Regions from separate parts of the Homo sapiens genome. Here region 1 is linked to region 2. A link is a contact called in ENCODE Hi-C or POLR2A ChIA-PET data. All regions are on one chromosome and are shown on one strand. Each heading gives the region's core, a stretch centred on a gene start or an enhancer-like site at or near the end of the contact. The rest is flanking DNA. Distances are from core to core; before and after follow the strand shown. Region 1 holds the start of PCDHGB7 (protocadherin gamma subfamily B, 7). Region 2 holds the start of PCDH1 (protocadherin 1).

Region 1 (4,243 bases), core at 999-3,498, 460 kb before region 2:
GCTTTCCTGCAGACCTATTCCCACGAGGTCTCTCTCACCGCGGACTCGCGAAAGAGTCACCTGATCTTCCCCCAGCCCAATTATGCGGACACGCTCATCAGCCAGGAGAGCTGTGAGAAAAACGATCCTTTGTCTTTGTTAGATGATTCGAAGTTTCCTATAGAGGATACCCCATTGGTTCCAGTGAGTTTTATTTTCATTTTTACTTTTGTTAAAAAAAAAAAGATTGGTTTTTACTTTGAAGTTTGCGGCATGATGGTGGAAAGTGTAAATGCTAAAACACTGATGAGTAGAATTTGATGTTTATTAAGGTTTTTTTTTTTTTTTTTTTTTTTTTTTTTTTTACTTTCTGGTAAAATTCACCTAGTCTCAATCAAGGCCTATATATCATAAGGCTTTGTTATGATTAGCTTTGCAGAACCTTGTAGTTTATAGTGTTGTTGAGTACAATATTGACAATTCCTAAGACAGACTTCCATACAGAAGTGCCTGTCAATTTATATTTCCTCCTGGGTGGTCACATATTGAAACTCCAGCCCCTTAAGCAACCCTCTTGTTCTGAAGGCAGGTCTGGTAAGAATAGGTAAGTATCAGAAAGAAATCACCTCTGGAAACACAACCCAAATCCAAGAATACTCAATGCAGTTCTTCCCAAGGAGAAGGGCAATAGGCCTTTTTCAAACTACATTTTATATATTTTTCAATCTATACTTTGTGGTGATAGTTGCAGTTGAATATACTAAGTTTTTCATTAATATTGAATTAACAATTTATTTATAACAATGTATGCTTAGATTTTTCCAGCCCTATTTATAACTGATAACACTGCAGTATCCTTTTTGCATACAATTCTCTAATTTCACACTGCTATGTGGAAGATATAGCATTTTAATTTAACTTTCATTGCTCAATAGGGATCCTGAGGAGGCTATAGAGGGTGAAATTAAGAATATTTGGGATTCTGCTTTTGTCTTTTTTGTTAAATTTTCTAGTGACTAAGGCTGAAAGTAAATATGGGTTGGGAAGACAGATAAATTTGTACATGTTCCCGAGAACAGGAGCAAGAGATATATGACAAAGCTATTTCAGTGGCTCTTTAATGTATAAGGAGGCAAACACCTGAAACTCTGAAAACTCTGAAATTGAGAGGCAAAATAAACTTAGAGTCAAGAAAGAAATGCCATTTCTGCAGATCAGAATATAAACACCAACCACAGCTGTAAAAAAGAAAAGAATATATGCAACGAAGGGAAATTATATAAACAAAGGATCATTGGAGGTACTGATGAGTTCATTTAGTTCAATGAAAATAGTGACGTATTAGGTAGATCTCTTAATTTTATTACTAGTATTCTACTAAATGTGGTAGTATAAAGTCAAAAAGCATTCCGAAGTTTCTCAAGACCCTTATAATTCCATGATTTTTTTCAGGTCAGTCAACATTTGTTGAATGATAGGTCTGTGGAAGGAAAGCACACTCTTTAGGGTCATAGTTATTAACTATTAAACCATTGAAACTATTATTTTATATTTGTGTTAATGAGAGTCAAAATTATTGTGCATTCATCTCAAATAATTCTATTATTTTGAAAAATACAGGTTTTTTTTTTAAAAAAAACTGCTCTTGACATTGTAGCTATTGTGAGAAAATATTTTGATTATAATTATTTAAAAGCAATACAGGACACCCTGGATGATGGTAATGACTAGGGCAATGGTTGCATTCCAGTACTTAAGTATGAAATAAGGAATTATTACTTTCTGGGTGAATATAGGCTAGAATTGAAGACAAAAAAATTTGTTGCTTATCTTCAGTACTTCCAGCTTCATAGATAATTACTCTTAAAAGGAACAAGAATGACTGCCTCTGGATGGAGGAATTGGATAGCAATGGGCCGTGGGATAGGAGACCTATAAACCTTCATGCTATATTATTTTGTGCCTTTTTAAATTTTGAAGAAAAAATATTCATTTATTCAAGATATATGTAAATTCAGTAAATAAAAAGATATGATAGTTATGACCAAGTGGAAATATATTTCCTGATGTAAAAGGAATCACTGAGGAAAAAGATTAAAATATTTTGGCTGTCAACTCGTAGTTTAAAAAAAATTCCTTGAAAGAGGTAGAGAAAAGTCAAGTTGCAGTCCCACACAGAGCCTCTGGGCGCCGCCGTCGGCCAGTGCAGAGCAAGCGCTGACGCCGGGGATCCCTCAGCCTCTAGCCTGGGATTCCCTGCGCAGCCAACAACAGAAAAGAAAACCAGCTCCCACACAGAGGCTCCCGGCTGCGCAGACCTTGCCCAGCACACCAGATTGCCAGCTCCGAGACCCGGGACTCCTCCTGTCCTGGGCCGAATGCTCTTTTAGCGCGGTAGAGTGCACTTTCTCCAACTGGAAAAGCGGGGACCCAGCGAGAACCCGAGCGAACGATGGGAGGGAGCTGCGCGCAGAGGCGCCGGGCCGGCCCGCGGCAGGTACTATTTCCTTTGCTGCTGCCTTTGTTCTACCCCACGCTGTGTGAGCCGATCCGCTACTCGATTCCGGAGGAGCTGGCCAAGGGCTCGGTGGTGGGGAACCTCGCTAAGGATCTAGGGCTTAGTGTCCTGGATGTGTCGGCTCGCGAGCTGCGAGTGAGCGCGGAGAAGCTGCACTTCAGCGTAGACGCGCAGAGCGGGGACTTACTTGTGAAGGACCGAATAGACCGTGAGCAAATATGCAAAGAGAGAAGAAGATGTGAGTTGCAATTGGAAGCTGTGGTGGAAAATCCTTTAAATATTTTTCATGTCATTGTGGTGATTGAGGATGTTAATGACCACGCCCCTCAATTCCGGAAAGATGAAATAAACTTAGAAATCAGTGAATCCGTCAGCCTGGGGATGGGAACAATTCTTGAGTCTGCAGAAGATCCTGATATTAGTATGAATTCGCTGAGCAAATACCAACTAAGTCCTAACGAGTATTTCTCATTGGTGGAGAAAGACAATCCTGATGGTGGCAAATATCCAGAATTAGTATTGCAGAAGACTCTGGACCGAGAAACGCAGAGCGCTCACCACTTGGTACTGACCGCCTTAGATGGTGGGGACCCTCCCCGAAGCGGTACTGCTCAGATAAGAATCCTGGTAATAGATGCCAATGACAACCCCCCAGTGTTCAGCCAGGACGTGTACAGGGTTAGCCTTCGGGAAGACGTGCCTCCAGGCACCTCCATCCTGAGAGTGAAGGCCACTGACCAGGACGAGGGCATCAACTCAGAGATCACTTATTCCTTCTTTGGTGTGGCTGACAAAGCTCAGCACGTGTTCTCTCTGGATTACACTACAGGAAACATTCTAACTCAGCAGCCTTTGGATTTTGAAGAAGTAGAAAGATATACGATAAACATAGAAGCAAAAGACCGAGGATCTCTCTCAACACGGTGTAAAGTAATTGTAGAAGTTGTAGACGAAAACGACAACAGCCCAGAAATAATCATCACGTCACTCTCTGATCAGATTATGGAGGATTCCCCTCCAGGAGTGGTTGTTGCCCTCTTCAAAACACGGGACCAAGACTCAGGGGAAAATGGGGAAGTCAGGTGTAGCTTAAGTAGAGGTGTTCCATTTAAGATTCATTCTTCTTCTAATAATTACTACAAGCTAGTAACAGATGAGGCCCTGGATCGGGAGCAGACCCCAGAGTACAACGTCACCATCGCAGCCACAGACAGGGGCAAGCCTCCGTTATCCTCCAGCAAAACCATAACCCTGCACATTACTGACGTCAATGACAACGCGCCGGTTTTCGGACAGTCAGCCTACCTGGTCCACGTGCCAGAAAACAACCAGCCGGGTGCCTCCATAGCGCAAGTCAGTGCCTCTGACCCAGACTTCGGGCTCAACGGCCGTGTCTCCTACTCTCTCATTGCCAGCGACCTGGAGTCACGAACGCTGTCGTCCTACGTGTCCGTGAGCGCGCAGAGCGGGGTGGTGTTCGCGCAGCGCGCCTTCGACCACGAGCAGCTGCGCACCTTCGAGCTCACGCTGCAGGCCCGCGACCAGGGCTCGCCCGCGCTCAGCGCCAATGTGAGCCTGCGCGTGTTGGTGGGCGACCGTAACGACAACGCACCGCGGGTGCTGTACCCTGCGCTGGGTCCCGACGGCTCCGCGCTCTTCGACACAGTGCCGCGGGCCGCGCAGCCAGGCTACCTGGTGACCAAGGTGGTGGCCGTGGACGCGGACTCGGGGCACAATGCCTGGCTG
Region 2 (6,539 bases), core at 1,448-3,947:
AATGCGGCCAGAACTGAATCCAGACTTGCCTCCCTATCACACTGCCTCTGGCTACCTCTGGGGGCCAGTCTGCCTCTCCCCTCGATTCCACCCCATGCCCTAGTCTAGTTGTAATTACAGGTTCCAATTCCCCCAGACCTTAACGTCAATAAAGTAACACCCACCTACTCCCGCGCCCCCCACCCCCTACAAACACAGCTAGACCTCCGGCTTGTCATAAAAACTTTCTGGGCGGCCCCTTCCCTGGCAGCTCCCGAGGGTTGACCCAGAGCAGGTGCTAGAAGCCTCGCGGCGTCTTCCTGCACGAAGCGACCCAAGCAGCCCCAGTCCGCACCGCCTTGGTCAGCGGGCGCTCCCAGCACACACCCAGCGCGCGGAGCGACTCCTCCCAGAGGACGCCGAGTGTGTGTGTGTGTTGCGGAGATTAGGGGGTGGCGGGGGGGACGGCGGCAGTTTCTTGGGCTCTGGCGGCCCCACCCCCACCCCGGCAGCGCCCAGCCTCCAGGAACCCAAGGCAAGGCTAGGGCGCGGCGTGGTGAGAACGCGCTTCGGCTAGTGGGGGGAGCCCTTGCGCCCCCCGCACCCAGGCCACCGCGGGGAATCCCTCCTCCCCGGCATCTCCGGCCTCGGCCTAGGGTCCCCCGCAAGCCGGAGCCGGCGCGAGCGGCGCAGCGGGCGCCAGGAGGGGGCGGGGAGGGAGCCGGCGCCGGAATCACAAAGCCGCGAACCCGGCTAGGCGGGGACATTCTCATAAAACCGACCCTCTCGTGGCGAGCAGAGGGGGTTTTTTGCCCTACGCTCAATCCTCCAAGGCCTCAGTGCCGCCCCCAGTCTTTCCTGGCAGAAGAAATAGTAGCCGACCACTGTTGGGGAAACTGAGGCCAGAATTCTGACTTACAGAGGGTAGCTGGGGGGAAGGGGTGCGAGACCACCTCGCCTACAAATTCTGCTCCTATGCCTGCCGCGATCTCCGTTCTGGCTCCAGGGCCTGCCCGCGCACACACTGGCCTACAGCGGGGACCAGGCGGAGGGGGCGCTCAGGTGTGAGACGAACCCAGGTGTGCGGGACCCACCAAGGTGTGTGGGACCCAGGTGTGCTGGAGACCCAGGTGGCTCAGAAAACTCAGCTAAATGGCTGGAAGAGGGTCGCAATCACCGTCCCAGGCTAGCACCCTCTACAAAGGAACCTGGGGCCCCAGAGCTCCGGGGAGGCGGGATGGCTTGGCCAGCCAGGTCCAGCTTGTTCCCGGAACACCAGCCGGTTCGGCCCGGGAGTGGGGGTTGGGGAGGCGCCGACTGGGAAGCCGGCAGGCCGGCCCAGCCTTCCCGCTGTGCCGATATTTACAATAATAATGTCGCGATTAACGTGGCGGGGCGCTTGGGGCTCGCCGAACGACCCCGGCGGCTTCTCCTGCCTGAATCTGGACTCCGAGAGAGAGGAACGGAGTGTGTGTGTTTGTGTGTATGCGCTGCAGGGTGTAATGTAATGTGACACTGTTGGTTTAAGGTGTGTGTGACACCCAGTGTTAAGATGGGTGAAGCAGTGGATTCTGTGTTTGTGACCGTGAGGCGCTGCTGTAGGTGCCAATTCCTGTGTTAGAGTGTGTGCCATCAAGCGTGTGCTGAGATACTGGGTTGTGTGTTTGTGTGGGTGCAGTAGAGGGGTGCAAGGAGACCTGTGCTGTGTACCTATGTTCTGGCCAAGAAGTGGGTAAGATGATATATGCTAGGGTGTGTTCCTTAAAGGAATGTGGGGGGTGGCTAGGTTTTGAGGGTTCATCTAGTGAACTGTGGCTGTGACACTCGTACATGAGGGCACGAGATTGTGTTTGTGTGTCCACGTCGCGGGGTGTCACACCCGGTTGTGTTATTGCTCTGTAAAGCCACGGGTTGTGTGTCGGTGCTGCTGATCGTGCAGACACTGAAGCGGATTCTGAGCTGGCGACGGTGCCCCAGTGGGCGCTGGTGTGCGGGAGGTATGTCTGTGTGCACATATGCAGGGATGTATGTATGTGTGTATATATGTCCACGGTCTGGCCCTCTGGGTGCCCGCGAGAAGCTGGAAGCGGCTGAGTGAGCCGAGGTAGTTGCCCAACAAGTGTGTATGTATGTGTTGTGGACAACGGTCCTTGCTTGCTCCGTCCTCCGGGAGACCCCCACCAAACTGGGGGCCGCGCGCTTCCCCAAACCCATCCTCCACGCCGCGCGCTCCTGGAGTCTCCTTATCCCCGTCTCTCCGAGCGCGCCCAGGTTTGGGACGCGGGGACTAGGGTTCTGCTCAGCACCCCCTCCCCTCCCTCGGCTTCTCGCCGCGGACCTGGGAGGACGGAATCCCTCAGCCGCATCCCCTGCTATGGGCTCCCAGCAGCCCCCACCTCAGCCCCCTCGCGCCGAGCTCGTGTTGGGCCCCCGCGGCCTCGCTCCGCCGAGCGCCCCTCCCTCAGCTCCCGCCGGCCATGACCGCTTCGGGCCCCAAGCCGCTGCTGCCTCCACCGCCGCCGGATCCTTACCCGCCTCCGGGCAGCGCCGGCCGCCCGCCCCGCTGTCCATGAGCCGCCGCCGGCCCCGGCCTGGGCTGCGGCTCCGCACGGCTGGGGCTGGAGCTGCAGTTCGGGCTCCGGCTCCGGCTCCGGCTGGCTCTGGGCGCAGCAGCCCGGCGGCTTTGCGTCCGCGCCGCGCTCCCGCTCCCCGAGTGTGTGAGGCGGCGGCGGCGGCGGCGGCGGCGGCGGCGGCGGCGGCGGAGCCAGCAGAGAGCGGAGCGCACAGCCCGGCCCGCCCCCTCCCTCCCCCCTCCCTCCCGGCCCGCCCGCCTCCCCGCCCCCCCTCCGGCCGGGAGGTGGAGCTCGGGACCGCTCCGGTCCGGCTGGGAGGGGACCCCGAGCACCGCTCCCCAAAGCCTGGACCCCTCCCTCTGCCATCTCTTCACTGCCCGAGGCCCAGTACACAGGCCGTGCCCTCCTCTGAGCTTCACCTTACACTTATCCCACCCAAGCCTCCATCTAGGACCGCTCCTGGATTCCCCTCCTTACCCTACTCAAACACCTGTCCCCAGCTCTGTCTGCCCCCTGGGAAGTCGAGGCAAGGGAAGTGTCTCCCACAGCGCCTTCTTCCCTGGGCACCTGCTCCTCCATATCCACCCTCTTCCCGCCCAGATCCCCGATCGCCCTGTGTGGCCCTCCCTTCCCGCTGCGCTCGGGGAAAGTCCACCCCTCCCCCTCCGGCCGAAGCCGCAGAGCGGTCAGCCTCGGTGGCCGCAGCAAGCCGTGGGGGTGGGGCTATGGAGGGGACCGTGGGAGGAGGAGGCTAATGGGACCCGGGGGCTCTAGAGTGAGGATGGGGAAGATACACAAGCGTGAAGACGAAGTGCTGCTCCTGAGCTTAGGCTATTCGAGGGTCCCCTGATCACCTGCCCTCTGCACGGCGTAGTGCTGCGGCCACACGTATTTGCCAGTGACTTACATTATACAGTCACCGGGTCCCTGCCCCGCGAGGCCGCGCAGTGTCACGGCCTGTGTCACACGCCCTCGCAGTGCCACACGCTCCCTATCACACTCACACCAAATCACACACGGTGTCACACGCAGTGTCTCACACACTCCAATACTCGGTTTCTCCCATTCAGCTCTGGCTCTCTGGCGCCATCTAGAGGTCTCTGAGTAGCTTGGGAACTCCCTCTCCTGCGCTTGCGGTTTGGTAACCCAGGCTACCAAGTGTCCCAGTTCAACAGGACCTCCTGCCTTCTTCGCCTGCAGGCCCAGGCAGAGTGTTCTAGGTCAAAAGAATGAGGAAGGTTATCCCTAGCCAGGCCTAGTGCTGGGTGAGGAAAGGCTCTTGTTATGGGATGACCAGTTGTTGGGCCTCTTTTTGCCATAGCCTCTGACTCCCCATCTCTGTCCTTCCCCATTTTCCTGTTCCTACCACTCTTCTGTGCCTTTCCTCTTTCTTCTACTTCCTTCTCTTCTCAGCTCTGGCCTCTCTCGGTGGGATGCTCTTCAGGGTAAAAGTGGAATCTCTGGTTAGCTAAGAGGGCAAGCAAAGTCTGTCCAAGATCTCTCCCAGAGCAGCCCTGCTTAACTGGACTCCTTTTCTGACCTGGGCTCTGCTCTATCCCTCAGCCCCAGGAGCCCAGGGGCAGGGCTCTAGATGGGAGATGGGGTAATCTGGTGAAAGAGGGGGGTGGGTCTGTTCTGTAAGTAGCTTCTTTCTGTCTCTAGAAAGCTCATACTCTCCACATCATTGAGCACAGCTCCGAGGAGGGAATCAGTGGCCCAGAGAGAAGAAATCTTCCACAGAAGAGCTGCCCCGGTCTCCCTGCCCCCAGCGTGTGCCCGCTGCCCAATGCAGCAAACCCTCCCCAGTCTGCTTGCTGGGAGCCATTCAAAGGCTCCTCTGTTCTCCTCCCTTGCTCAGGGCTGAGCAGGATCAGCAGCCGCAGAGCTGGGCAGGAAATGCTAATCTCCCAGATGTTCGCCTCCATCCTCCCTGCTCCACCACCATCAAACTCAAATTCTGCACCAAGTGGTAGGAGCAGAACTGGGCCACAGCAGCAGCACCAGGGTGTGCCTACTCTTCTCCCTGCTCCCCAGCCCCTCCTACCCCAGCTGCCAGGCTGGGCTCTGTGCCCCTGAGTCAGGGACAATGTAGATATGAGAATTGGGGCCTTTTTTCCCCAGGAAAGAGGGCAGGTGAGCAAGCAGGGACTGGGAGGATGGTTGGGGAGCAAGGGAGGTGGCATTTGAAGAGGAGAGAAGTCAGACTTCTGGCCCTGTACCAAAGTGGGAGGAGGACCTGCTTGGCAAGTGAAGCACTGGGGGAGGCTCCTGAAACTGATGGTGCCTGAGTTCCAGCTGAGACTGTGGCCAGGGATTGGAACCAGGGTGATGCTGGGTATGGGAATGGTTGGGGTGCTTGCTGTGATATCCGTGTACCTGGGATGGGCTGTGGCTAAGTGAACTAGGATGCTGTAGGGCCTGGAACTGTAACACCAAGGCTGCTGCCTCTGATTGTACTTAGGACACTGTTGCAGTGCTCTGATGCTGGTGTGCCTAGGCTATAGCCAATAAGATTACCTGAGAAACTATCGCCAAGCTGTGTGTATATGGGTGTGTGTGTGCATGTTGAGGGAGAACTGTAACTGATAAGCTGTTGGGCCTGAAGCTATAGATATGAGGCTGGCACACCTGAGACTGGCTGTAGCTGAGAAGCTGTTCCCTGTTAATATGATGTAGATGGGACTGTAACTGGATCCATTGCCTAGGTCCTAGGAGATGAGAGGCTGTTGCGAGGAGCCTGTACCTGGGAGACAGGCTGTTACCTGGGATAGGAGCAGAGCTACTGTTGTGTATAGGACTGTAGCTGAGCTGCTATTGGTCCTGGAGCTGTAGCTGTGATGACAGCATACTGGGGATTGGCTATAGCTAAGATGCTGTTGCTCAGAATTGTGGTTGGGCTGTTACTGTGTGCTGGACTCTAGCTGGGATGCCTGCAGCTATAACTTTAAAGCTTGGGTGTAGCTAGGAGGCCATTTCCTGGTAATTTTGCTGGACCATTGTTGTGTGGGGGCTGTGGCTGAGACTCTATTGTTTAGGAGATGACAAGCTGTTCTGGGAGGCAGGATACTACCTGAGATGGAAGCTGATGTACTGTTGGAGCTGATCTACTGTTGTGCATAGGGTGGTCCCCAAGTGGCTGTTGCTGGGTCAGTGACGAGCTGGGTGGGGGAAGCCAAGTGAGTCCTGCCTTGAGGTCTGGGAGATGCCAGGAGCTCTAGGCTGGGTGGGGGCTGCTGCTCTGGGGAGGCCTCAGCAGCTGCTCTGCTGTGGAGCTGGAAAGCCTGTTTTCATTACTGTTTTAACTCTTTTTTTAACCTTGTTTTTCTCTCGGCTGCACTTTCGCTCACTCATTAATTTTGGTATTTTTCTCACGGTGCCTCAGCCCCTGTCACGGCTGCCATGGCAACAGGAGGCAGTGTGCTCAGTGCCAAAATATCTGATCAAAAAATAACCAAAATAAGCAAACACCAAGACGACTGTTCTGGGGACTATGGTCAGGGAGAGCCGATGGCTCAGATCCAGGAAACCCTAGGCTCCAGGGTACCTGTTTCACTACCCCTCTCCCCCAGGGAAGCTTTGCTGAACGTTCTGATAACCTAGAAGGCCCCTTTCCAAGGAATCCCCCACAGCACAATCTCCCAGGACTCTGAGATTTCCAATAGTTCCTGTCCAAGGGGCAGCTTTGCCTGAGGTGGGAGCATCGGGAGAGGGTGAGGGCTGGGGATCACTTCCCAGGAGCTGGCAGATGAAGCTTCTAAGAAGCTCCCTCCCTGCCCTAGCCACAAGCATCCGCACTCACTCATTCACCCACCCCTCTTCTGGCCCTTCTTGCCTTAGGCTTATCTCCCTTTCTGTGCACCCAACCCCCACTAGGCCACTTTTGTTTTCTCATAGCCCAACGTTCTGATGGGATGAACAGAGGGGAGGAAGCTGACAGTCTCCAGCCCCCTACCAACTCCTCAGTGGAGGTGCCAGAGAGGGGTACCA

Evidence for each region. A loop is a pair of places that touch in the nucleus more often than their neighbours do. ChIA-PET counts read pairs that join two places held with the same protein, here RNA polymerase II (POLR2A). Pooled maps may share reads with other maps.
Region 1: a loop to region 2 is called in a map of naive thymus-derived CD4-positive, alpha-beta T cell, with 6 times the contacts of the local background. The contact joins the promoter of PCDHGB7 here to the promoter of PCDH1 in region 2. A Hi-C loop is called at or near these places in 1 of 168 maps with a recorded cell type or tissue (naive thymus-derived CD4-positive, alpha-beta T cell) and 7 of 50 pooled maps. POLR2A ChIA-PET finds 5 or more read pairs at or near these places in 1 of 52 experiments (B cell).

Annotation. Positions count from the first base shown.
Region 1 is chr5:141,415,429-141,419,671 of GRCh38, forward strand. It overlaps PCDHGB7 (protocadherin gamma subfamily B, 7), which reads left to right and starts at 2,249. Exons shown (of 4, transcript NM_018927.4): 1 at 2,249-4,243. The coding sequence starts at 2,432. All of the region lies in intron 1 of PCDHGA1 (protocadherin gamma subfamily A, 1), which reads left to right. The region is part of intron 1 of PCDHGA2 (protocadherin gamma subfamily A, 2); the gene reads left to right. All of the region lies in intron 1 of PCDHGA3 (protocadherin gamma subfamily A, 3), which reads left to right. It also overlaps PCDHGB1, PCDHGA4, PCDHGB2, PCDHGA5, PCDHGB3 and PCDHGA6, and 8 more genes.
Region 2 is chr5:141,875,713-141,882,251 of GRCh38, forward strand. PCDH1 (protocadherin 1) reads right to left here and starts at 2,698. Exons shown (of 5, transcript NM_032420.5): 1 at 2,511-2,698. The coding sequence starts at 2,550. RefSeq lists enhancers at 996-1,680, 1,947-2,696.